Linked DNA regions of Homo sapiens: regions 2 and 3 are each linked to region 1. Evidence: chromatin loops called from intact Hi-C (ENCODE). Cell type or tissue: Caco-2. All regions are shown on one strand. Region 1 has its middle 40 kb from the start of DUSP5-DT. Region 2 has its middle 54 kb from the start of SMNDC1. Region 3 has its middle 25 kb from the start of DUSP5.

Region 1 (8,000 bases):
ACAGGAAGAAGCAAAGATGGAACTGGAGAAAGGGTCCCAGCGTGGCCTGGGATCAGGACCTCGAGAACAGGTGGGGAAACCTGGAGGGAAAAATGGAACTGATCAGGTGCATTTCAATTGGGCCGTGGTATTTTAGGCAACACCTCTGCTGGAGAGGTTGTTGCCTGCAAAACCGGATGAAGGCAGTGCTGTCAGGGCTTGGTGCTCCGTGAACAGCCACCTGGGGTCTGCACGTGTCTTCTGCCTCCACCCACCCCCGCTCAAACCCCCTTCCCAGCACCTCCCTCTCTGCAAGGTTCCGGAGTGGCCACCCACAGAGCAGCTCTGGGCTGGGCGCTGAGTCATGAGGCTGTGGTGCCTGCCAGGGGGCGAGGGTGGCAGATGGCTTCATGTGGGCGTGAGTGAGGAGGGGGGCAGATGGGAGGGGCAGTGACCCTGGGCCCAGCAGAGATCCAGGGAAGTGGCCTGGGAGGTAGGTCCCCAACTCTTCCTTCCCCCCGTCTTCACAGCCATTTTCCAGGGATGCCCATTCCTGCTGGGGTAGCCAGCTGTGACCAGGTCAGTGTGGAAAGTGAGCCCTGGGAGACCTGAGGCCTGAGGCCCTGGGCTTCCGCTTGACCTGGCTGGGTCAGCCGTGGGAGGCAGAGCCTGGCTCTGTTTATCCAGGCCGGACACTTCCGGAGCAGATGGGCGCCTGTCAGAGCCACCAGCCAGGAACTGGGCTGACGTCCTCTCATTGCCAAGTGGCAGGTGACTCGAGGGCCTGGAGGGAACATGGGTTTGGTTTGCCTGTTTATTAGGGAACTCTCTCTCTGAGCTGGGAGCTGCCTGCACAGCTGAGTGAGCACAGGGCAGACTCTTTGACCCAAAGGGACCTGGCCCTTTCAGGCGCTGAGTGCTGGGGACTCTGTGGGGGCTCCAGGGTCTCCCCAGAAGCCATGGCTGAGCTCTGCTTTTTGCCACCCCTACCTTGGTGTATGCATTTCCTGGGGTTCCTGTGACAAAGTACCACTAACCAAGTGAGTGGCTTAAAACAGAGATGTCTTCTCTCACAGTTCTGGGGCCAGCATTGAACGCAAGGTGTCAGCAAGTCTCCTGCCAGAGGTCCTGACGGAGGGGCTGTTCCAGGCCATGCTCCTGGCTTCCGGTGGTTGCCGGCAACCCTGTGCATTCCCTGCTTGTAGAGGTATCACTCCTGTCTCTGCCTCCATCTTCACTGGCGTTCTCCCCTCGGTGTCTTCTGCATCCGTTCTCCTCTCTCTCTCTCTCTCTCTCTCTCTTTTTTTTTTTTTTTAGATAGAGTCTCGCTCTATCGCCCAGGCTGAAGTGCAGTGGCATGATCTCGGCTCACTGCAACCTCCGCCTCCCGGGTTCAAATGATTCTCCTGTCTCGGCCTCCCAAGTAGCTGGGACTACAGGCGCCCGCCCCCATGCCTGGCTAATTTTTTGTATTTTTAGTAGAGACGAGGTTTCACTGTGTTAGCCAGGATGGTCTTGATCTCCTGACCTCATGATGCACCCACCTTGGCCTCCCAAAGTGCTGGGATTACAGGTGTGAGCCACCGTGTCGGGCATCTCCTCTCTTCTTATAAGGACTCCAGTCATACTGGATTAAGGGCCCACCCCACTCAGTATAACCTCAAATTAATCACATCTGCAATGCCCTATTTCCACATGAGGTCACATTCTGAGGTTTGGGGAAGGACATGAATGTTGGGGGGATACTGTTCCACCCAGGACACTTGGGTTGCCCATCTGCCTCATTCTTTCTCTCATCTTCAGCTTTTCCTCCCTCTTGCTCTGCCATTTAGAGAGAGGACACCCTGTACCCGGGCCTGAGCTTTTGGGGAAGGTGAGGCCACCATTTTCCCAAGAGCTGGCTGACTCCCAAGCATTCGACTGTAAATTAGAAAACCCATTAAGACGCAATCAATGTACAACTTGGTTTTTATCCTGTACAGAGTATCAGAGGCCTTTGGGAATCGAAAGGAAAGCTCTGAACTCCCGCCCAGGGTAAATGTACATGCAAACACGCACAGCTCTCAGTGGTGACACAGCCCTTCCAATGCCCATTTGTCCTGGGACTCCAGAGAGGGCCTTCTCCGGGCCAAGGAATTTCTGTCTGGAGCAAAAGGAGGCCCCAGTGCTTCAGCACTGTGCTGCCTGTGAGGTCAGGGGTTGCCATGCTGGGCGAGGACTGGGAAGGGTTTCCTTAAATCAGACCAGCGTCAGTGTTTGTGTGTGCAGTCATAGGGTAGGCAATGGAAAGCGGGTGGTGGAGGTATTCAGGAAAAGGGTGGGGTGCTCTGCTGTGGTGTTAAAATGTTTTTTTTCTTGCCCCTGTAACCACCGCCCTCCAGATATTGTTGAAAAGAGGCCCAGAGCCTGATGCTGGATCTCCGGGCATTTAAAGCAGAGGTTCTCAGATGTGTTATTAAAGGGAGGAAGTAGGGAGTTGCCCAGCATAACCTCCTCCCATTAGCCTCTTTATGTAAAAGCACCCAGACTCTGTCCTTTTGTGTGTACATATAAATGTCCCCAAAGGTCCTGAAGGGTAAACATCAAGCAGGTACCAGTGGCTGCTTCTGGACAGGATCTAGCATTGAGGGCATCAAGGAAGGACTTTTCCTTGTTGCTACCTCTGTTTTGGTGTGGCTTGAATGTTTCCAATGAAAGTGGATTCAAGTGATAATTGTGTGTTAAATTAAAATCTTCTCAAAGAAAGGCTCTTGATGTTCTGGGAGTTTCAGATCCCTTCAAGAAGTTCCTGAAAACCACGGTCTATCTCTCCCCACTGCACCTGCTCACCACGAGCATCCCCAGCCCGAGGGAGGGGCAGGCCCCAGGCCCTGAAGCAGACCAGCTCCTTCTTCCGGAGAAGCCCACCTGCTGCCACCAGCCAGGCCACGGGGATGCTCCTTTTCCCCTCTCCCCACTCCACACCCAGGCACCCAGAAAATTCTAGCTGAATTGTTCTCCCGACCAGTGGTTCCCAGGCGGATGGCATCAGAATCAATTGGGGGCTCGTTGAAATGGTGTGTTGGACCACCCCTTTACTTTTCTAAGATTTACTTTTCTAATAAGCGTCCAGGTATCTGATATGATGGATCCTCCCACCTCACTTTCAGAACCAATGATCTAGGTGAAGGGCATTAACTGTGCCTTCCGAGGTTCACCTGGAATCCAGAGAGGGGTTCCAGCTGGGAACAAGGTTCATTCCTCTCCTGTGTGGAGGCGAGGAGAGGAGCATCCATGGGAACCACCTGGGGACAGGGAAGAGGGAAAATCCTTCTCTTAGGAGTGAGGCTGATGAGATGCTTTGCACTGGAAGACTGTGATTGCCTCAATGAGAAGGTACCCGGGAGGCCCCCCAGTCACCTCCTACTCCTCAGGGACTGGAGGGTTGAGAGGCGTGAGCAGGTCCTTTCAAGTCCCTCTCACCAGGTGTTGGCCTGCCTGGGACTCTGAGCTCTGACCCTTCCGTGCCCCCTCAGCCTCTCCTCACCCCTCACCATTTTTTTTTCTTTTTCTTAGAGACTGGGTCTCACTCTGTTGCCCAGGCTGGAGTTCAGTGGTATGATCACAGCTTACTGTGGGCTAGCAAGGCTGTGGCTGGAGGTTGGGAAGGCAGGGGCAGGACCCTCCAGTCCCTCGGCTTCCCCATGACTCCTTTCCAACCTCTGTAGTTCTCAGGCATTAATACACAATCTCACCTCACACCTCAAGGGACTGGATTGAACAGACTAGGTGCCCCTGGCACCTGGCTAAGCAACTGGTGTGGAATTGGCACCCAGTAAATGTTTACTGAAGGAAAGAAAGGTGGAATTCCAAAGTGTGAAGAAAGGAAAGGTTTCTGCAGTACTTTTCCACTCCATTCCCTTTCTGCATCTTGCCCTCCAGCAAATCCCAGTTGTGTGGGTTCAAAGGGACTCAGCTGTGGGACTTATCTTTTTTCCCTGCAGTGACTGTGTTTCACCCTGGGGGCATTTTCATCTTAACTGAGCACTCCCAGCCCAGGTGACTTAAACCCCAAGGATGCAATGTCAGGCCTCAGGGCAAGTGAAGTTGTGCAAGGCCAGGATCCAGGAGAGGCAGAGTTCTAGTCCAGACCTCCACCCCCAACTCATGTCAGATCCACCCTGCAGCACTGTGCCTTAGGCCTGCGCAGGTGTCATAAAGATGCAGGTCACTGGGGGAGGGGGACTCACTTTGGAGGGGCCTTGTGTGTGTGCGGTGCTTCTGTGAATGAGCTCAGCTGCTGTGTGGAGCATCTTTGTCTGCCAGACTGCCCTAGGAGTGATGAAATAGGGTCAAAATGCCAAATTCTTCCAGCAGCTTCTGAGATAAGAGCCCCTGCCAAATTGAGGGGGTGGCAGAGTTGGCGAGTCTGGGCCTGAGAGAGAGAAAGAGAGGGAGCCTGTCCATTAGAAAACTCATTGAGGAATCAGCCCGATCCTCCCTTTCCCCCAATTTCTTTCACCTGCTGGGGGGGCAGGTGGTGGTGGGGAGTGACTTGTGGAGGGGACAGGGACACCTGGAGCAGCTCTGGATCCCTGTTAACCCCTCAACGCCCAACTGCCAACAGTCACTAGGGACTTCTGATGAACAAATCCAATAACCCCTTCTCAGGCCTCTCTCTTCCTCCATCTCTGCAGATGTCTGCACTGGGGTGAGTCCTTTCCTTCCTCTAATGATTGACAAGCACTCATGCAGTGCATGCTCTGTGCCAGGCACTGTGCCAGCTCTTGGATACAAAGGGAATGAGCCCCAGCTCCTATTCAAGGAGCTTCCAGGGTGTGGAGAGAGCAAGGTGGCAACTGGCAGTTTCAGCACAGCAGACTGTGAGTGCAGTGGCTGGAGAATTTTAGGAAGGAAGCAACTCTGAGAACTCTCTTCCACATTCACCCTGGGCATTCTGTCTCTCTTCTCCCAATAGCTGATACCAGTTTATGTTTGTTGAGCTCTGGGCACTCAGATAAGAGCTCAATATGTGTTCTCCATCCTCACTACAACACAGCACAGGTATACACTGTGAACCCATTTCACAGAGAAAGAAACTGAGGGAGAGTGGCTCAGGAGCTTTCCCCAGGCCACACACATCTTCCGCCCCTTGAATGCCCTTCACTCCTAACTCTACCACTGTGGCAAGATTCCTGCTTACCAAGGTTCTGGTCTCCATTCTCTGTCTTCTTTCTTGTCACCCCTCCATGATCTCATGTCCTCCCACACACTCAGCTGCCACCTCCTGTGTCTGGGTCAGAGGCTTCTGCACCCTCCAGACCTGCACACACACTTCCTGCCAGCCTGCTGAGCAGCTCCACGTGGGCACCCTTCCAGCACCTCAACCCTGCTGTGTCCAAGCCCACCATCTCTTCCATACTTCTCTGTGACTATGCATGGTGCCCCCTGCTCCCGGTTACCCAGGTGCCAAGACATCTCTCTTCTGCCCCAATCTGGAACACACAGCAGACAGAAGGTACAAGGGGAGACCACTCTGAATTCTTTTGGTTCCAAGTGACAGAAAAGTTCTATTCAGACTGCCTTGATCAATAACAGATAGTTTTGAGTAGAGCTGGGCTCAGACACAGCTAAATTCGGTGGTTCAAATGGTTCTACCTACTCTTGGTCTTTTAGCTCACCTTATATTGGTTTCACATTTAGTTCCCACAGGGTGGCAGAATGGCTATCAGTTCATACCCCATTAAGGATAAGCAGAAGAGACCGCCCTTCTTTTCCTGGTAAATCCTACACAAGTCCCGGGATTTGCCCTGTCTGCACCAACTGGAGTCTTGGGACTAGTTGCTGAGGTTAGAAGGATTCAGTTCTCTGATTGGCCAGGCTGGGTCATGGGCTTCACCAGAACCAAATGGATGGAGAGTAGGAACACTAATAAAGGCTTAAAGATACCCAAAGGCTCTATGAGATATGTCCCTTCCATGCTTGAGGGTGCTGGGGAAGGAGAGAAGAGGCCCAATTTGTCCTGATATTTGTGACCATTACTAGGTGAGATACATACCCAGAAGCTCTAAAGGTTGAACCTTAGAATCCACAGTTAAGACAGAGCGGGGTTTGAGCCTTAATTCCACTAATGTGTTAGTCAGGATGGGCTAGTAGACTCATGGTGATAGATAACCCTAAAAATTGTGATGAACACAGTAACCATTTGTTTCTTCCACATGCCCCATGCCCCATGCAGGACAGTGGGGGCTCTGCTCCACATGGTCACTTAGGGATCTAGGTGGTTGGAGGCACCATTATCTTGCAGCTGCACTGCCTGCATATCTCCTCCATGCCAGGGGAAAGAAGAGACTGGAGAATTGTGCCTGGAGACTTTTCACTGCCTCAGTTTGGAAGTGACAGACATTACTTCCGTTCATATTTCTTTGGCTAGAACTAGTCATAGCCCAGCCTCCCAGGAAGAGGGTAGGTATAAAGGAAAGCATATGGGATAGTCAAAGAAAATTACCACTGCTGCCACACTTACTCACTAGTTGTGTGTCTGTGGCAAGGTACTTAACCTCTCTGTGTCTTCATTTCCCCGTCTGTTTTTGTTTGTTTGTTTTTATGGACGGAGTCTTGCTCTGTCATCGGGCTGGAGTGCACTGGCATGATCATAGCTTACTGCAGCCTCAACCTCCTGGGTTCAAGTGATCCTCTTGCCTTAGCCTTCTGAGTAGCTAGGACTACTAGCCTTCTTAATTTTTTTGTTTTTTGAAGGGCTATCTCACTGTGTTGCCCAGGCTGGTCTCGAATTCCTGGCTTCAAGTGATCCTCCTGCCTTGGCTTCCCAAAGTGCTGGGATTACAGGCATGAACCACTTTGCCTGGCCTCAGTTCCCCCCGGCCCCGTTTTTTTTTTTTGTTTTTTTTTTTTGTTCGTTTGTTTTTTGTTTTTTTTGAGATGAAGTTTTGCTTTTGTTTCCTAGGCTAGAGTGCAGTGGTGCCATCTCGGCCTGCTGCAACCTCCACCTCCTGGGTTCAAGCGATTCTCCTTCCTCAGCCTCCCGAATAGCCGGGATTACAGGCGTCTGCCACCACACCCGGCTAATTTTTGCATTTTTAGTAGAGACGGGGTTTGACCATGTTGGCCAGGCTGGTCTCGAACTCTTGACTTCAGGTGATCCACCCACCTCAGCCTCCCAAAGTGCTGGGATTACGGGATGAGCCACCACACCCGACCCCCCATCTGTTAACTGAGGATTACAATAGTTCTTTTTAAAAATTTTTCTTTTTATAAAAGTTTAAAATTTTATTGTGGGTACACAATAGCTTTATACATTTATGGAGTACATGAGATGTTTTGATATAGGCATGTAATGTGAAATAAGCACACCATGGGGCATGGAGGTGTCTATCCCCTCAAACATTTATCCTTTGAGTTACAAACAATCCAGCTACATTCTTTAAGTGATTTTAAAATGTACAATGAAGTTATTGACTATTGTCACCCTCTTGTGCTATCAAGTTGTAGGTCTTATTCATTTTTTCTATTTTTTTTTTTGTAGCATTAACCACCTCCAACTTCCCTCAGCCCCCCACTATCCTTCCCAACCTCCAGTAACCATCTTTCTACTCTCTGTGTCCATGAGTTCTACCATTTTGATTTTAATTTTTTAAATTAAAAAAAAATTTTTTCTTGCCCCACCTAATGCCATCACCACAAATAACTGAGAACATGTGATGTTTGTCTTTCTGTGCCTAGCTTATTTCACTTAACATAATGATCTCCAGTTCCATTCATGTTGTTGCAAATGACTGGATCTCATTCTTATTTAATAGCTGAATAGTACTCCATTATGTATATGTGCCACATTTTCTTTATCCATGTTCCAGATCTTAGAGGAAAGACTTTCAGTTTATCCCCATTCAGTATGAGACTAGCTGTGGGTCTGTCATATATGGCTGTTATTATGTTGAGCTATGTTCCTTCTATCCCCAGTTTTCTGAGGGCTTTTATCATGAAGAGATGCTGAATTTTATCAAATGCTTTTTCAGCATCAA
Region 2 (8,000 bases), 98 kb after region 1:
ACGCCATTCTTCTGCCTCAGCCTCCCGAGTAGCTGCGACTACAGGCGCCCGCCACCACGGCTGGCTAATTTTTTTGCGTTTTTCATAGGGACGGGGTTTCACCGTGTTAGCGAGGATGGTCTTAATCTCCTGACCTCGTGATCCGCCCACCACGGCCTCCCAAAGTGCTGGGATTACAGGCCCAAACTCATTTTAAAGAATAGAAAATTCAGAAAGACACACACACTAAAATCAATCAGGTATCATCCCACCATCCAAGGGTAAGAATATTTTGGTATTTGGTATTTTTTTCATATTACCTCAGATTCACAGGGCACACCCTGCTTTCTCTGTTTCGTGGCTTTTCTCAACAATTCTCTTTTCCACCCTATCCCCATTAGTACCTGTTGAAATCTCACCCTCGCTTCAGTTACCTCAAATAGCATTCCTCCAGGAAGTGTCACATACCACTCAGAACCCCAGCTGCGCTGGAAGCGAACTCTCCTGCCTTTATATTCCTGTAGCACTTTGTAGCTCACAGATGTCAATTTTGACACTTTTAAAAATATTCCAGTTATGTGTAAATTCCTGAGGGTAGGGATTAGATTTTAGTCTGTTGAAAGTGTGTCCCCCCACCCTTCTCTCTCTGTCTCTTACTCACATACACATACACACAAACACACATACACATGCACTCTCTCTCTCACACACACACTACAGTGCAAGCACAGCACTTAAGATGAGCTCCACCCCCTTTCCTCTCCTGATATCATCGTACTCTTACTTTCAGAATAAATAACCATCCTTTAGTCACAGAGAACATTTCAATCATTGGTGGCTTTGGTTGCTCCATCATTTGCAATTATTCTAGTGCTCTTCTTTCTATGTGAATTTTGAAGATGTTTAATATTTTAATAAAAATGAAAAGTTTTAACTTAAATATCCCTTATTATGTGTCAGCTGTTTTGGGGATAGATGGTTATTTAAGTTTTCTGATTCAATCCAAACTGTGGAAAAGCATGATTGGCACTTTTTTTACAAATGTGAACACTGAGGCTTAGCAAGGTAACCTAACTTGTGCAGGGTTGTCTGACTAATTAGAGGAGGCACTGGGATTTAACCCAGGGTTACCTGGCTCCAAGACTATGTGCACCACCTTGAAGCTTCCCAAGCGCCAAGGAATCCACTTGCCTCTACTCATCTCTTTTTCTACAGTAAGAGGCAGCAGGCAGGTGCATTAGTGCCTATGGTCTAATGATCTGGGTGGCCCCAGGCAAGGCAAAGAGAGGTCACAGAGTCCAGCCCAACTCCTTGGCGTGGGAACCTCTGGCTGGGTAAGCTTCTTGGGAGCCTCTTGAATGCGTGTGCAATCCAAGGTCACAGGAAGCCAAGCATTCCCAGGCCTGTGGGCACGTGGCATCTTGAAGTCTATTCTCTTGGTCTGATACTTCCCAATGCCTTGTACTAAGTGTGTCACACGGGAGGGGGATAATGGGTGACTCACCCCACAGACACTTGTCTACTGGAGGGCCAGCATCCTATTTCTCCTTAGCAGGGGGCTGACCATGGCAGGGGCATGACCTTACCAGGGCAGGTTGGGGCTGAGCTCTGACAGAAGAGGACACATCTCTTCTTCCAAACTATCCCTTCTTTCCCAGTCAAGCTCAGCCTTGCTCTCCAAGGTTCTGAAGTCGTTTCCAATACTGAGGAGGGTTTCTCCCATTTTTTTGCAGTGTGGCAGACCAAGTACAGGCTCTGCTTCAGGTTTAGCTTTGTATCAAGCCCAGTTCTGCCAATGAGGTGATCTTGAACAAGTTGCTTGCCTTCTCAGAGCCTCAGCTTCTCCATCTGTAAAATGGTAAAAATGACACCCAACCTCCAAGGGCTGGAATGAGAATTCAGTGAATGATGGATAGAAACTGATATCATGCTAAAAAATCTCTCTCCTTTTTTCTTGTAGACATCAGAGGATGGTGGGAGGGTGGTTTGAAAATGTGGGAGAGGGGGCTGGGCGAGGTTGCTCATGCCTGTGATGCCAACACTTTGGGAGGCCGAGGTGGGCAGATCACCTGAGGTCAGGAGTTGGAGAACAGCCTGGCCAACATGGTGAAACTCCATCTCCACTAAAAATACAAAATTAGCCAGGCATTGTGGTGCACACCTGTAGTCCCAGCTACTTGGGAGGCTGAGGCAGGAGAATAGCTTGAACCTGGGAGGTGGAGGTTACAACGAGTCAAGTTCGCACCACTCAACTCCAGCCTGGGCAGCAAAGCGAGACTGTCTCCAAAAAAAGAAAAGAAAAGAAAAGAAAAGAAAAGAAAAGAAAGAAAGAAAGAAAGAAAGAAAGAAAGAAAGAAAGAAAGAAAGAAAGAAAGAAAGAAAATGTGGGAGAGGAAAGTGGGTTGGAATGGAGAGGCTGGGAGGGGCAGGCAAGGAGTGGCCCATTCCTTCCCATAAGGTTTTCTTTTCTTTTCTTTTCTTTTCTTTTCTTTTTTGAGATGGAGTCTCACTTTGTCGCCCAGGCTGGAGTGCAGTGGCTTGGCTCACTGCAAGCTCTGCTTCCCGTGTTCCCTCCATTCTCCTGCCTCAGCCTCCCGAGTAGCTGGGACTGCAGGAGCCTGCCACCACGCCCGGCTAATTTTTTGTATTTTTAGTAGAGACGGGGTTTCACCGTGTTAGCGAGGACGGTCTCGATCTCCTGACCTCGTGATCCGCCCGCCTTGGCCTCCCAAAGTGCTGGGATTACAGGCGTGAACCACCGCGCCCGGCCCCCATTTGGTTTTCTACCTGGAACCCGGGTGGAGGAGAATCCTTCTGCTGGTTACTGGCAACCACACTCAAATACAATCAGTCATTTGTACAGATTAAACCTGCTGCTCTAAATCACTGTGTGGGCTTAGGATCAGCTTCACTCCATTTCCATGAGGCAGTGGAACCCAGTGGTTAGAAGAACAGGTTCCACCTCTGTGTAGCCTTGGTCAAGTCCCTCAATCTTCGAGCCCCCGGTTTCTCATCTGTAAAGTGGGGATGTTAATATCTTATTAGGTTGCCTGGATGATTGAATTAGATCCTGCATAGGTTGTGCTTTGCTCAGAGCCTGACTTATAGGATGTGCTTCATCAAGGCAAACCTGCTGTTCATTCTTGCTATTGTTGTTATCATTGTTCCTAGCTGCAGATGGTGTTCTTAACCTGGGCCGCCTGTCTTGGAGACATGCCCATTGGGAGAGTGTGGCCAATTCACCAGGGGCCCTCAGCCCCACGCCTGGCAGCCACATCATTCACCAGATGAGCCAGCCGGGCCAGCCTCATGACTGAGGGACAGCTGCCCAGGTGTTAGTAGAGGCTGCATTCCAGTGACATTCCTCCTTGGCAGAAACTTCAAAACTAGAGGGAGACATTACTCAGGCAGGCTGGTAAGGCATTCCAGGCTTTCAGACCTCAGGCTTGCAAGACAAACTTAACCTGATGGTAACATAGAGTGTAATAAGAAGCATCAACTGCACTCCTGCCCATCTTTGGCAGATGGAGTGCTGGAGAGGGCAGTAGAGCATGGAGGCTGATGGGAACCCTCATCCACTCAGGCCTTGCACGAAGCCCTTGAAGACAGAACTCTGGTTCTTTCACGAGAACGACCTAGGGACAGGCTTCCCCTCTTCCATATGCAAAGCTGCTCCCCTCCTGCTCCTTCTCTGCCTTTTGAGGAAGTCACCTGGGGTGGGGGTGGGGACTCAGTTGACCTTTCTGCCTGGTGTCTCTCCTGGTAGAATGCAGACTCTTGGAGCCTCCCTGTTATGATGGGCAGCCACGTAGAGGCTGGATCCTTCAGTTGGGGGACTTTTAGTGGCCCCTGTTGTGGACCTGACCTCACTCTTGGTCTGCAGGTACCCAAATGGGAAGGGCCCTAGGCGAGCTCATGGTGTAAGGGAGAGGGGCAGGCATATAGACAAAGCAGACAAAGTCCATGAATCGGTGGAATAGCATCATGCCTAGGAGCACAAAACCACCCTAAGGTCTAAGGGTCTTGCCACCTAGTAGCTGTGTGGTCACTGGCAAGTCACTGAACCTCTCTGTGCCCCAGCTTCCTGTAAAAATTTTGATAACTGCACCCACCTCATAGGGCAATTTTGTGAGGATTAAATGAGTTAACATGAAAAGAGCCATTTGGAACAGGGCTGGTCTGCAGCCTGTTCTGTCTCTGTGTTAGCTCTCAGCACCAAGTGCTCCAGGTGCCACAGACACGGAGTCAGGTGACCAGGAGGGACTGAAACTAGGAGTGGCAGGGCTGAGGGGTCACTATGGTGGTAAAAAAAAAGACTCCAAAAGGAAGTGGTGCTTAAACCAAGCCTTGAAATCTGAGTTGTTGACAGTGAGTGGGGGAACAGAGGGACAGAGGCTGACCCATGAGGGCAACAGGACATGGTTTGGATTCACCAGAGCCCAAGAGTGAGGTTGGGAGAGAGGGGGCTGGAGAGGGGCACAGGGGCTGATCCCAGAGGTCCATGAAGGCCAGCACGTGCTTAGAAAGGTGGCAGTGGCCCGGGGAGCGTGGCTGGGAGAGGGCAAGAGTGGAGGCAGGAGAACCAATTTGGACAGGAGGTGGCTGTGAGTCCAGAGCAGAGATGAGCGATGGTGAGGGTTGACCTGGGCAGCAAGGCACTCGGGCATTAGAAGGCTCAGGATGAGCGATGGTGAGGGTTGACCTGGGCAGCAAGGCACTCGGGCAATAGGAGGCTCAGGCCTCTGTGGCGCCAAGTGTGGCAGTGAGGCAGAGGGAGGCCTCAGGACGTGGCTCAGTCTGGCTGGTGGGACCCAGGGGATGGGCTACTTTGTTCTCAGAGAGAAGGGGCTGAGAAAAAAGAAAAAGGGGAGGCAATGGACATGCAGTGAGCACCTGTGACGTGCTAGGTGCTAGGACGGATGGTGTTCGCTTAACCCTCAAGCCATCTCTCCAAGGTGAGAATAAAAGTCCTCCCCAAACAGGAAACTGAGGCCCAGAGGGCGTCCGTGACTTGCTGAAATTCACACAGCCTGGAAGCGTGGGCTCCGGCTCTCTGACTTCTAGTTCTTCAGGCTGCCTGTTTATCTTCAGCTGTCTTCAGGCAAACCAGCCTGTGGGAGGACAGCCCCACGCCTTCGCCCGTGTGAGTGTGCCCCAGCAGAAACACTGCTGTTGAGTCAGACGATACAAACCGACATCGCCTCACGTGACTTACAGATATTTTCATTTTTGCTTACTTTTACTCGGCCAAGAACTTCAAAGGAGCATAATTCCTGGAGGATTTGTTCATCGACGTGTCACAGGAGAGCCTATGAGCAGGAAGGAAATGGGCTCAGAGACCAAAACATCTGTCCCCCGTATTTCTTGCCAGATTCCGGAGCTGAGACTCCTGGGGCTCACCTGGAGCCTGGGTTTCCCTCCACTTTGAAGGCTTGACCACCCCCGCATGGGCTGGAGCTTAAGACCATTGACCCAATCCTTCCTTTGGGGTGGGGGAAGGTGTCCACAGGAAGCATTTCCAGCACTGGGAAGGTGCCTCAGTAGCTCGACCCTATAGCAGGGCTCCTGGGAGGAGGAGAACAATTCATCAGTGCCTGCCAGGTGCTACACCGCTTATGTCTCACAGAAACACGAACGTCATTGTCTCTGTGAGGATGAAAAACCAGGGGCTCAGAGATGTTAAATAAACTGGCCCAGGTCACACAGCTAGGACGGCATTGATCCGACATTCCTACAGGTCTCGGGAGCCCCCCTCGGCCCCTCTCCAGTCCAGAGGGAGGCACTTGCTGCGCTTATAAAAGTCTTTACTTGTTTGAAGCCCAGTTCCTCTCAGGTGTTGCTTTTTTCTGTTTCTTTTCTTTTTTTAGGCCTTGGGGGTTGGGATGGGAGACCAAAGGTGGAGTTGTGCTATTTTACACAACTGACTTGGCTTGCACGTCATCTAAACACCAAGTTCCATTCTCAGAGGAAGTGAGAGGTGTCCAATTCGGTCATGCAGAACGCAGCTGGGCTGCTCGAAACGAAACAAAGCGGCTACTCCGAAGGAGGTGTTGTCCCTGGGCCGGTCCAGGTTGAGTCAGAGCAGACGCCACTCCCACGTCAAAAATACCAGGCCACTGTCCCAGGGAGCTGGGCTATTCACTGAGGTCATTTTCACCCCACTTCTGAAATCCACATTAAAGGAAAAAAGAAAAGGGAAGGGAAGGGGAAAAGGAAAGGAAAGGAAGCAGAAACCAGGATGGCGACAAGGAGAGCCACCCAGTCGGAGCAGCACCTGTGCACCTATGTGGGGTGTGCCGGGCACCTGACGGCCGCAGGTCCGGACAGTGCTTGTGCCTATCAGGCCATCTCAGCCTTGGTTATATTCAGGACCCAGGAGTGTATCTATGTTGTGTGGGGCCCAAAGACTTACAATTTGGGACACTCCTTAATAAAAAGAATACAAAAGTATGAAAACAAAATTAAGTACAAAAGTGGGTATTTACCTAGGAGGAGGGGGTGGGGAATCACAGCAAATTGCTGACACCCTACAGATTGGCCCCTTCCTTCAGCAATCTATGTAGGCAGTTTACCAGAAATGCGCACACAGCAATGCTTCCTGTTTGTCACCTGCCTTCCTTTCCCTGCCTAGAACACTCCCAGAGTCTCCCTGCTCTCTTGGGCAACGGAAGCTTGTGTCTCTTCATCTTTATGGTAAGAGCACCTCGGATGAGGCTTCTGAAAGCTGTGGGCTGGTGGACATCACCCAGGGCAGGTGTTCCTAACATTTTTGGGGTCTTGGTTGCCTTTGAGAATTGAATGAGAGTTATGGAACCTCCCCCAGAACAATGTCTACTCAAGTCTACCAAATTTTACCTACAGTTTTAGGGATTCTTAGATTCCCTAAAGCCTATCTGCAGATCCCAGATAGGGAACCGGTTACCTAGTGCGGTCCACTCATTTCACAGATGAGGCAACAAATCCCAAAGGGGTGAGCAACTTGTGCAAGGTCACCCAACTGGACTCGGATCCAGCTCTTGACTGCCTCCTTTTCTCTATTGTAACAGTTATGCCTTCAGCACTGGACAGGGAGTGGGGTCTTCAGGGGAAGGAGACCCCAAGTTAGGTCCCCTCAGAGGGTCTTTCTTATGTCTTTTCGTCTATCCTGGACACATATTTTTGCCTAGTGCAGCTCAGGGAGGGCAGGATGATGGCTTTGAAATACAAACACAGACAGGAAAAAAAGACTCCCACAACATGTGAGTATAAATGCAATAAGAAACATAAAGGAGAGAGAGAGAAAGCAAGAGAAGTTGTAAGCAAATAATATGCAAAGCTCCTGAGAAAGAACTTGGGCTGCTCTGTTTGGTAGCTGGAGACCTGGGGCCTGGGGAAATCCCAGAAAAAGTCAAATCTGATTGGGCCCTAGCTGAGGCCCTGTCCTCTCGCTTCGCTCTCTCCCTTCCTACCCACCTTGGTTTGGGGTCCGCTTGGTGCCCCAAGCTGTGTGCTTTGCAGGTGTGACTGCTTCTTCCTGCACAGCTTCTCCCTCCCCCAGCCTCAGCATCCCCCCCGCCCCGCGACCCCAAAGCTGCACAGCTGTCTGGATGCTTCCTCTGAGCCCCAACAAACTTAGATCTCCTGGTACCACCCCCCCCCCCTTGGCACCTGGCTCTTCTTTTTCATGGCATATAGAATCACTTACAGTTTTGTATTTATTTGTTTCAGGTCCATGTGCTTCTGTGAGACCTTAAGCTCTGTGTGAGCAGGGCCTAGGTCCTTGGTGCCTTTGGCCTGGCATGTGGAGGCTGTCTCCCATCCCTTGCTGATTTAAACAAATGGTGGCATCTGGAGGTTTGGATCAGGGCATAGGAATAAATGCCCGCTGGGCCACTCATTCCTGAAATCCTGTCCAGGCCTGAGTGCAACTGGGAGCTTGCTTAAGCCTTTAGCCTGTAGGCACAAACGGTAGATGAGCAGGTGGTCAGTGCAGTGAATGGGCCCAGATCCTCAGAGCGGAGCCACCAGCCAAGCAGGCGCAG
Region 3 (8,000 bases), 66 kb before region 1:
CTGCATGGGAGTAGAAAGTTGGAGGTGGACTTTGACTTTTCACTTTATAACTTTTTGTTCTATTTGAGCATATATATATATATATATATATATATACACACACACATATATATATAATATATGTATATATAATATATATATACACATATATATGTATATATATGTATATATAATATATATATATACACACACATATATACATACATATATGTATAATTGTGGTTTTGTTGTGAGTATATATTAATATTTAAATGAAACTCAAAGGGCAGGGCACGGTGGCTCACGCCTCTAATCCCAGCACTTTGGGAGGCCAAGGCGAGTGGATCACGAGGTCAGGAGATAGAGACCATCTTGTCTAACACGGTGAAACCCCATCTCTATTAAAAATACAAAAAATTAGCCAGGTGTGGTGGCGGGCGCCTGTAGTCCCAGCTACTCCAGAGGCTGAGGCGAGAGAATGGCGTGAACCCGGGAGGCGGAGTTTGCAGTGAGCCAAGATCACGCCACTGCACTCCAGCCTGGGCGACAAAGCAAGACTCCGTCTCAAAAATAAATAAATAAATAAATAAATGAAACTCAGAGGACAGAAAAATAGAAAGGAAATATAACAAGACTTCAGCAGTGGTTATTTTGGGAGTAGTGGAATTATAGGATTATTCAAATGCTTGTTTGTATTTTTCTACATTCTCTAGGTTTCCTATGATGCACTTATAGTTCTTTTATAATCAGAATTAAGGGCAAAAATGACTTCAAGTGGCTCCCCAGGGGTGGGATTGGGGGAAGGAGCAAGTGACTATATCTAAAGGGCGAAGGGAGCATGAGATGGAACCGGGCAGAGGCAGATGTATTTTTGGAGCCATGTGGTTCCTCCTGAGTCAACTAACTTGTTGTCTGGTCCCAGCCTGCCAGTGGAGGCAGGAAATGCTCCCACTCCTGCCTGGTTCACTCTTAGTCACGCTCTGGGAGAGTAGGGTAGGGTGTAGGGGCAGGAGGCTAGTTGGGAGGAGTCTCCATCTGCCCCTGTAGCCTTCTGGACAGAGAGGTCCCAGGAAGGAGTCTTTAGCCCAGGCATCCTACCCACTCTGCATCGTCACCTTGGGGCTGGCAGGGGCTGGGAGTGAGCAGGAAAGGTTGAGGGAAGAATACTGGGAAAATACCCCCTGGCCTTTGGCAGACACCACTGCATCCTCTTGTGGAAGCTGTTGTGAAAATTAATTACCATTTGTCCAGGGCTTTGAGATTCCCCAGATGAAAGACCCGGCAGAAGGAGAGTCATAATGAATATGTGTTTATGGTTCTGACTTTCATCCCAAATGCCCGTCATGACAATCACGTGTCCCTCACCTAACCTCCCACCACCTGAACATCCTGACTTCTAATCACCAGAAGTTGAACATCGGTATTGACTCAGTCCTGACAGGGAAGGAGGGAGGAGCAGAGGGCAGGTGATCTCCTATCATCCTGCATTTCAGATGGGTAAACAGGTGTTCCATCCCCCCACGGGTTAAATGGAGGAAATTGTGACAAAGCCTAGGAAGCAGAGGAAGGAAGCCTTGGAGAGAAGGGTAATGGATTACTCTGGGCCAGTTCCTGATTGTGCCATCATCTTGGAGCCCAGGACTCTGTCTTTCTTTTGGATAGAGGGCTGGGAGGAATTCTAGGACTTCTGGTCTCAGGCCATTGCTCTGCTCACCAGTGTTAGGCAGGTTTATCCCTATATGCTCAAGGCAAATAGAATTCATTCCAATTGCTGATTCCTCCAGCAAAATGAATCAATTCTTTGCTAATTGCTTCAGAACACATTTTTGTAATTTTTTATGTTTTAAAAATTATTTTTTAACTAATGTCGATATGGGAGTCTCACTGTGTTGTTCAGGCTAGTCTCGAACTGCTGGCCTCAAGTGATCTTTGCCCCTTGGCCTCCCAAAGTGCTGGGATTACAGACTTGAGCCACCACACCTGGCCAGCTTCCAAACACTTTTGACCACAGCTGAATTCTGTCATCTGACTCCTGAATTTGGGTGGGAAGCTCTTTTGTCTTCTGGGTTCTTTCCATTTTGTCTCTCCTTCTTCATTTCACACAAGAAGATACTTATCTGTAAAGCCCCTCAGTGCAATTCTGGGCAAGTGTATGGAGCAAATCCAATGAAGAGAGGATCCTGAAGGGGCCAGCCTATCACTTGAGGAGACTGCATTCTTATTGGAGAGTTGGGCCCTTGCTTATAAGACACTTAAACAATCTAAGAGGGCAAGCAGGCAGAAAAAGAGGCATGGGTCCTGAGAAGAGCAGGACGGCTGTGGACTGGAGAGTTCAGGAGACTCTCCTAGGACCCAGGTAAGGAGGCACAAAGGGATGTAGCCTAGGTGGAGACTGTGAGGAGCCCATCACAGCCAGAATTGAAGGTTCACCTGGGGACGGGGGCAGGAAAGCAGACTGGGCAAGATTGTGGAGGCCCTTGAATGCCAAGTTAAATAACTGGGATTTTTGTCCAGAGGGCAGTGAAAACCCACTGGAAGTTTCCCAGCCAGAGATTGATAGGATGTAGAGTTTGAGAGGAGGTTAAAATATCTCACCAGAAGGTAAATCTTAGCATCTCTGAGTCAGCAGCTCTAACAGGGAATCATCATCTTCCTCCTCAGACCAGCCCCTGACTTCTATTTCAGCTAATGACACATCAGCACCAATGTCACCTCCCCTTGGTGCTCTCTGACACACTATCCAATTTTATTTTTCTCATAGCACTTGTCACCTTCGGAAATGATTTTGTTTATGTACTTGTTTGCTTCCTTTTTCTCTGTCATCTCATAGAATGTAAACAAAATGGGGTAGGTCGGGGGTTGTTACCTGTTTTCTTCACTGTTACATCTCTAGCACCTCTGATAGTACCAGGCTGATGGCAGATGCTCAGTGTGTATTTGTGGAATGAATGGATAGATGGATTGATAAATGGATTCATGACACCACTTTTCTCAGTTACCTGGTCCCCAACCCCATGGTGATACTTGACTCATCCTTCTTCCTCCTCTGCAGAATCTAGTAATTTCCATGTCTATGGAGATTATCTCTGCATCCCTCCCTGCCCTCCCCCTTTGCGTTTCCACTTCTACTCTCTAAGCTCCTTGGGAACAGAGGCTCCTCACCGACATTTCCCCCATGGGGCTCGGCACAGGGTCTTGGCAATGACAATTCTCACTGATCCAGCCTTTACAATTTTCCAAGAATTTTTCACATCATCTTGCTCTACCTAGGGCAGATTCAGGACTTGAACCTCAGTCTTCAACTCTAAATAACTTACTGTTGTTATTCTCATTCCACTGTTGTTCTGATTTGTCCATAATTTATGATGAATGAATGAAAGAGTACTCAAGAGTGATTGTAGAGGAAAAACTGAAAAAGGGAAGACCATGTTGACACAAAAGGACAGAAAAGAACAGGAAAACAAGTGAATGGAAGTGGGGGAAGAGGGGGTAACTAAAAGCTGGGCCTGGAGAGGACAACCTCGCAGGGATTAGATTACTCTGTGTCCCACTGTCTTCTAATATAAGACAGAAAGTCAGGTAGCCAACCCAGGAGAAGATGCCAGAGACAAAGGGGCAGGGAAGTTCTGAATCCAAAGGAGATATTTTCTATCAGTTTGTGAGTTTATTACTTATAAGCAATAAGTATTAAAAATATAAGCAATTCCCCTGGGCAAAAATTATAAAGGACAAAAAAATGTATAAAAAATAAAATTAAAATCACCAGTTATTGCACCATCCAGAAAATGTCATTCTAATATTTTGATGTATATCTTTTCAGACTATGTAAGTAATCATAAATGTAAAATAAGTAGAGGCACTTATATTTTATATATTATAGTATATATATTACAATATACGTATCATGTATATACTTGTGTATATACACTTGTGTGTGTGTATATATATAATATATATACACTAGCATACACACAATCTGTTGTTAATAAAATGAGATACATACAGTTTTGTAACCTGCTTTTGTTCACTTAATAACATGTTATGAACACAAAGGAGTTTTTATAAGCCCAAAGGGCAGTTTGAAAAGATAACCTTTGGGATAAACAGGAAGCCAGAGAAGATATATGAACATAAAATGAGCAGCTAAGCTCTGTGGTTTTGATAAATACTGTTAAAGTAAATAAAACTTAAATGCCCTGCCAGGTTAGGTAATGATTAGCTCCCTATCAGCAAGGCCACTAATTCATAGACTCATAGGATGTTGGTTCTTGAAGGTGCCTTTGAGGTTATCTAAATCAATCCCCTTACCTTCAGCATTGAGAAACTACACACCCAGAGACATTGAATAACATGCCTAAAGTGCTATGACTGGTAAACCACAGAGCCAGGATGACAGCCAAGTCCCCTGACTCCCAGTCCAGTGCTCTTACCACCAAACCACACTGATCAACAATGTATGTGCACTTCAGCTACATGAACTGATGTGCAGAATGGAACAGGGAGTGATGCGGCCCTAGATCCAGTGGTTCTCTGGGTGTATAACATTGCCGAAGGGGTGTGTGTTAAGAGAGCAGCAAAGTGTCCCTGGGCAGGCCACTGACGAGACAGCAGAGTTCAGTAGTGAGGAGTGCTTGGCCCTGATGTTCGCTTATTGATCTTGCTGTACCTCTGGGCAATTTACATAAACTTTTTAGCCTCCATGTTCTTATCTTTAAAAAGGAGATAAGAGTGGTATCTACCTCATCAGGTTGCAGTGAGAATTAAGAGAAAATGCACACAAAGGGCTTAACAAGGTGCTTGGCATATAGAAAGGGCTCAATAAATGTGAGCCATCATGATTATTAATGCTCTGGCATAAAGGCCAATGTCCTTGTAAACTTTAAAAGGAGTTTAAGGTCATATGATAGCTGTCCTTGGCTGCAGACATCTATAGGGAAAGGGGACTCAGAAGGAAGCCCAACAAAGTACAGTAACTAAGAGACATCATCATCATCCAAAGGAGGACATGTGGCCCAGGATGGAGCTGTAAGCGACTGGAGACTCAGGGACTGTTCAGTACTCTCACTGGAAGTCCCCCCCAACAAGCCACAGTGAGGCCATCCTCATATTCCTTGGGCCAGCCACTTATTATACAAATCAAGGGTGAAGAAACATTTTTCTTCATTTTCCAATCAATTTTTTTTTCTTTTGAGATGGAGTCTCGCTCTGTCACCCAGGCTGGAGTGCAGTGGCCCAATCTCAGCTCACTGCAACCTCCACCTCCCTGCTTCAAGCAATTCCCCTGCCTCAGCCTTCTGAGTAGCTGGGATTACAGGCACATGCCACCACGCCCGGCTAATTTTTTTGCATTTTTAGTAGAGACGGGGTTTCACCATGTTGGCCAGGCTGGTCTCGGACTCCTGTCCTCAGGCAATCCACCCGCCTCGGGCTCCCAAAGTGCTGGGATTACGGGCGTGAGCCACCGTGCCCGACCTCAATTTATTAATATAAGGGCTAGGCATGGTTGGCTCCTGCCTGTAATCAGGCCAAGGTAGGAGGATTGCTTGAGCCCAGGAGTTCAAGATCAGCCTGGGCAATATAGTGAGACCTCATCACTACAAAATTTTTTTTAAATTAGCCTGGCACTGTGATGTGTGCCTGTAATCCCAGGTACTTGGGATGCGAAGGGAGGACGGCTTGAGCCCAGGAGGCAGAGGCTGCAATGAGCTGTGATCTCACCACTGCACTGTAGCCTGGACAACAGAGCAAGACTCTGTCGCATAAAATAAAATAATAAAATAAAATGAAAAAAAGAGTAGCAATATTAATATCAGGCAATATAGACAACAGAACAAGGAATATTATCAGGGACAAAGAAGGACATTTCAGGCCAGGCACAATGGCTCACACTTGTAATCCCAGCACTTTGGGAGGCTGAGGCAGGGGATCACTTGAGCCTAGGACTTCAAGACCAGCCCAGGCAACATAGTGAGATCCCGTTTCAAAAAACTAAAAAAAAAGTTTTAAAAAAATTTTTAAATAAGAGAAGGGTATTTCATAATCATAAAGGGGTCAATTTATCAGGAGGACACACCAACCCTAAACATTGCTGCACCTAACAACTTCAGAATACACGAAACAAAAACTGATATAACTGCAAGGAGAGATAGGCAAATCCTAATTTTGGTTGAAGATACTCCTTTCTTGGTAATCGATGGAAAAGTAGACAGAAAATCAGTAAGTATATAGAAGACTTGAACCACATCATCAATCAGCTTGGCCTCATTGACATTTCATAACATTCTACCCTAAACCAGAATATTACACATTTGTTTTCCATGGGCACATGAAATACTCACCAAGACAGACTATGTTTTGAGCCATCAAATTAGTCTCAGTAAATTTGAAGGTACTGAAATCACACAAAGTACGTTCCCTAATCACCATGGAATTAAATTAGACATCAGCAACAGAATGATATCTGGAAAACGCCTCAATTTTTGCAATTAATCAGGTAGATCAAAAAAGAGATTATACGGGAAATTAGAACATAGTTTGAACTGAATAAAAATGAAAGTATACATATCAAAATTTATGGGGGCTTAGAGGAAAAGTTTTACCTTTGAGTGCTTATATTATAAAAGAAGAAAGTAGAAAATGAATGATAAGTTTCCACCTTAAGAAACTATTAAAGGGGGCCAGGCTCGGTGGCTCATGCCTGTAATCTCAGCACTTTGGGAGGCCGAGGCAGGCGGATCACAAGGTCGGGAGTTCGAGACCATCCTGCCTAAAACAGTGAAACCCCGTCTTTACTAAAAATACAAAAAATATTAGCCAGATGTGGTGGCGGGCGCTTGTAATCCCAGCTAGGCTGAGGCAGGAGAATGGTGTGAACCCAGGAGGCAGAGCTTGCAGTGAGCCGAGATCATGCCACTGCACTCCAGCCTGGGCGACAGAGCGAGACTCCGTCTCAAAAAATAAATAAATAAATAAAAAAGAAACTATTAAAAAGAAGAGCAAATTAAACCCAAAGTAAAGAGGAAGAAGGAAAAAATAAAGAGTGAAAATTAGTAAGTAGAAAATAGACAATACAGAATAATCAATGAAACCAAGTGCTAGTTAATTGGCAAATTTCTATCCAGACTTATCAGGAGAAAAAAAGAGAAAAGACAAGAATTACCATTATCAGGAATGAGACAGAGAACATCAATATAGATCCTAAGACCTCCAAGGATAACAAGGAAATATTAAAAACTTTATGTTAAACAAATTCAGCAACTTCAGTGAAATGAACAAATTACTTGAAAGACACAAATTACCAAAGCTTACTCAAGGAGGCTGGGTGCAGTGGCACATACCTATAATCCCAGCACTTTGGGAGGCCAAGGTGGGCAGATCACTTGTGGTCGGGAGTTGGAGATCAGCCTGGCCAACATGGTGAAACCCCATCTCTACTAAAAAAAAAAATACAAAAAATAGCCAGGCATCATGACGCATGCCTGTAATCCCAGCTACTTGGAAGCCTGAGGCAGGAGAATTGCTTGAACCCAGCAGGCAGAGGTTTCAGTGAGCCGAGATCGTGCCACTGCACTCCAACCTGGGTGACAGAGCAAGACTCCATCTCAAAAAGAAAGAAAGAAAAGAAAAAAGCTCACTCAAGGAAACACTAAGTAACTGGAATAGCTCTCTATCTCTATTCATCTATCTATAAAAAATCAAATTTATAGCTAAAAAGCTTCACAAAAAGAAAAGCTCAGTCCCAAATGACTTCTTGGTAAGTTCTCAAATATTTAAGGAAGAAACACTACCAATTCTATACAATCTCTTACAAAAACTTGGAAGAGGAAAGAACTCTTAATCATTTCATGGGGGCAGCATTATCCTGATACCAAAACCAGACAAATACATCACAAAAAAAAAAGACCAAAGGCAAATATTCCTCACAACCATAAGTACAAAAATCTTTAACAAAATATCAGCATATCAAACCCAGAAATAAGTAAAAAAGATAGGCCGGGCACGGTGGCTCACGCCTGTAACCC

The links. A loop is a pair of places that touch in the nucleus more often than their neighbours do. Peaks named below come from ENCODE experiments on the same cell type or tissue, not always from the same donor. Only the 100,000 strongest peaks of a DNase experiment are listed, where the experiment ranks them.
Region 2: a loop joins it to region 1, with 4 times the contacts of the local background. A loop is called at or near these places in 10 of 110 quality-filtered maps.
Region 3: a loop joins it to region 1, with 4 times the contacts of the local background. A loop is called at or near these places in 5 of 110 quality-filtered maps.

What each region holds. Positions count from the first base shown.
Region 1 is chr10:110,452,947-110,460,946 of GRCh38, reverse strand. No RefSeq gene overlaps it. Among named protein-coding and RNA genes, the nearest start is that of DUSP5-DT, 40 kb to the left of the region's middle. RefSeq lists enhancers at 1-990, 2,260-2,309, 5,174-5,243. In Caco-2, no CTCF peak of the experiment used is centred here; a DNase peak (open chromatin) is centred at 4,116.
Region 2 is chr10:110,354,718-110,362,717 of GRCh38, reverse strand. No RefSeq gene overlaps it. Among named protein-coding and RNA genes, the nearest start is that of SMNDC1, 54 kb to the right of the region's middle. RefSeq lists enhancers at 5,161-5,210, 5,231-5,330, 4,900-6,099, 5,691-6,150, 7,201-7,250. In Caco-2, no CTCF peak of the experiment used is centred here; a DNase peak (open chromatin) is centred at 3,337.
Region 3 is chr10:110,519,009-110,527,008 of GRCh38, reverse strand. No RefSeq gene overlaps it. Among named protein-coding and RNA genes, the nearest start is that of DUSP5, 25 kb to the right of the region's middle. In Caco-2, no CTCF peak of the experiment used is centred here; no DNase peak of the experiment used is centred here.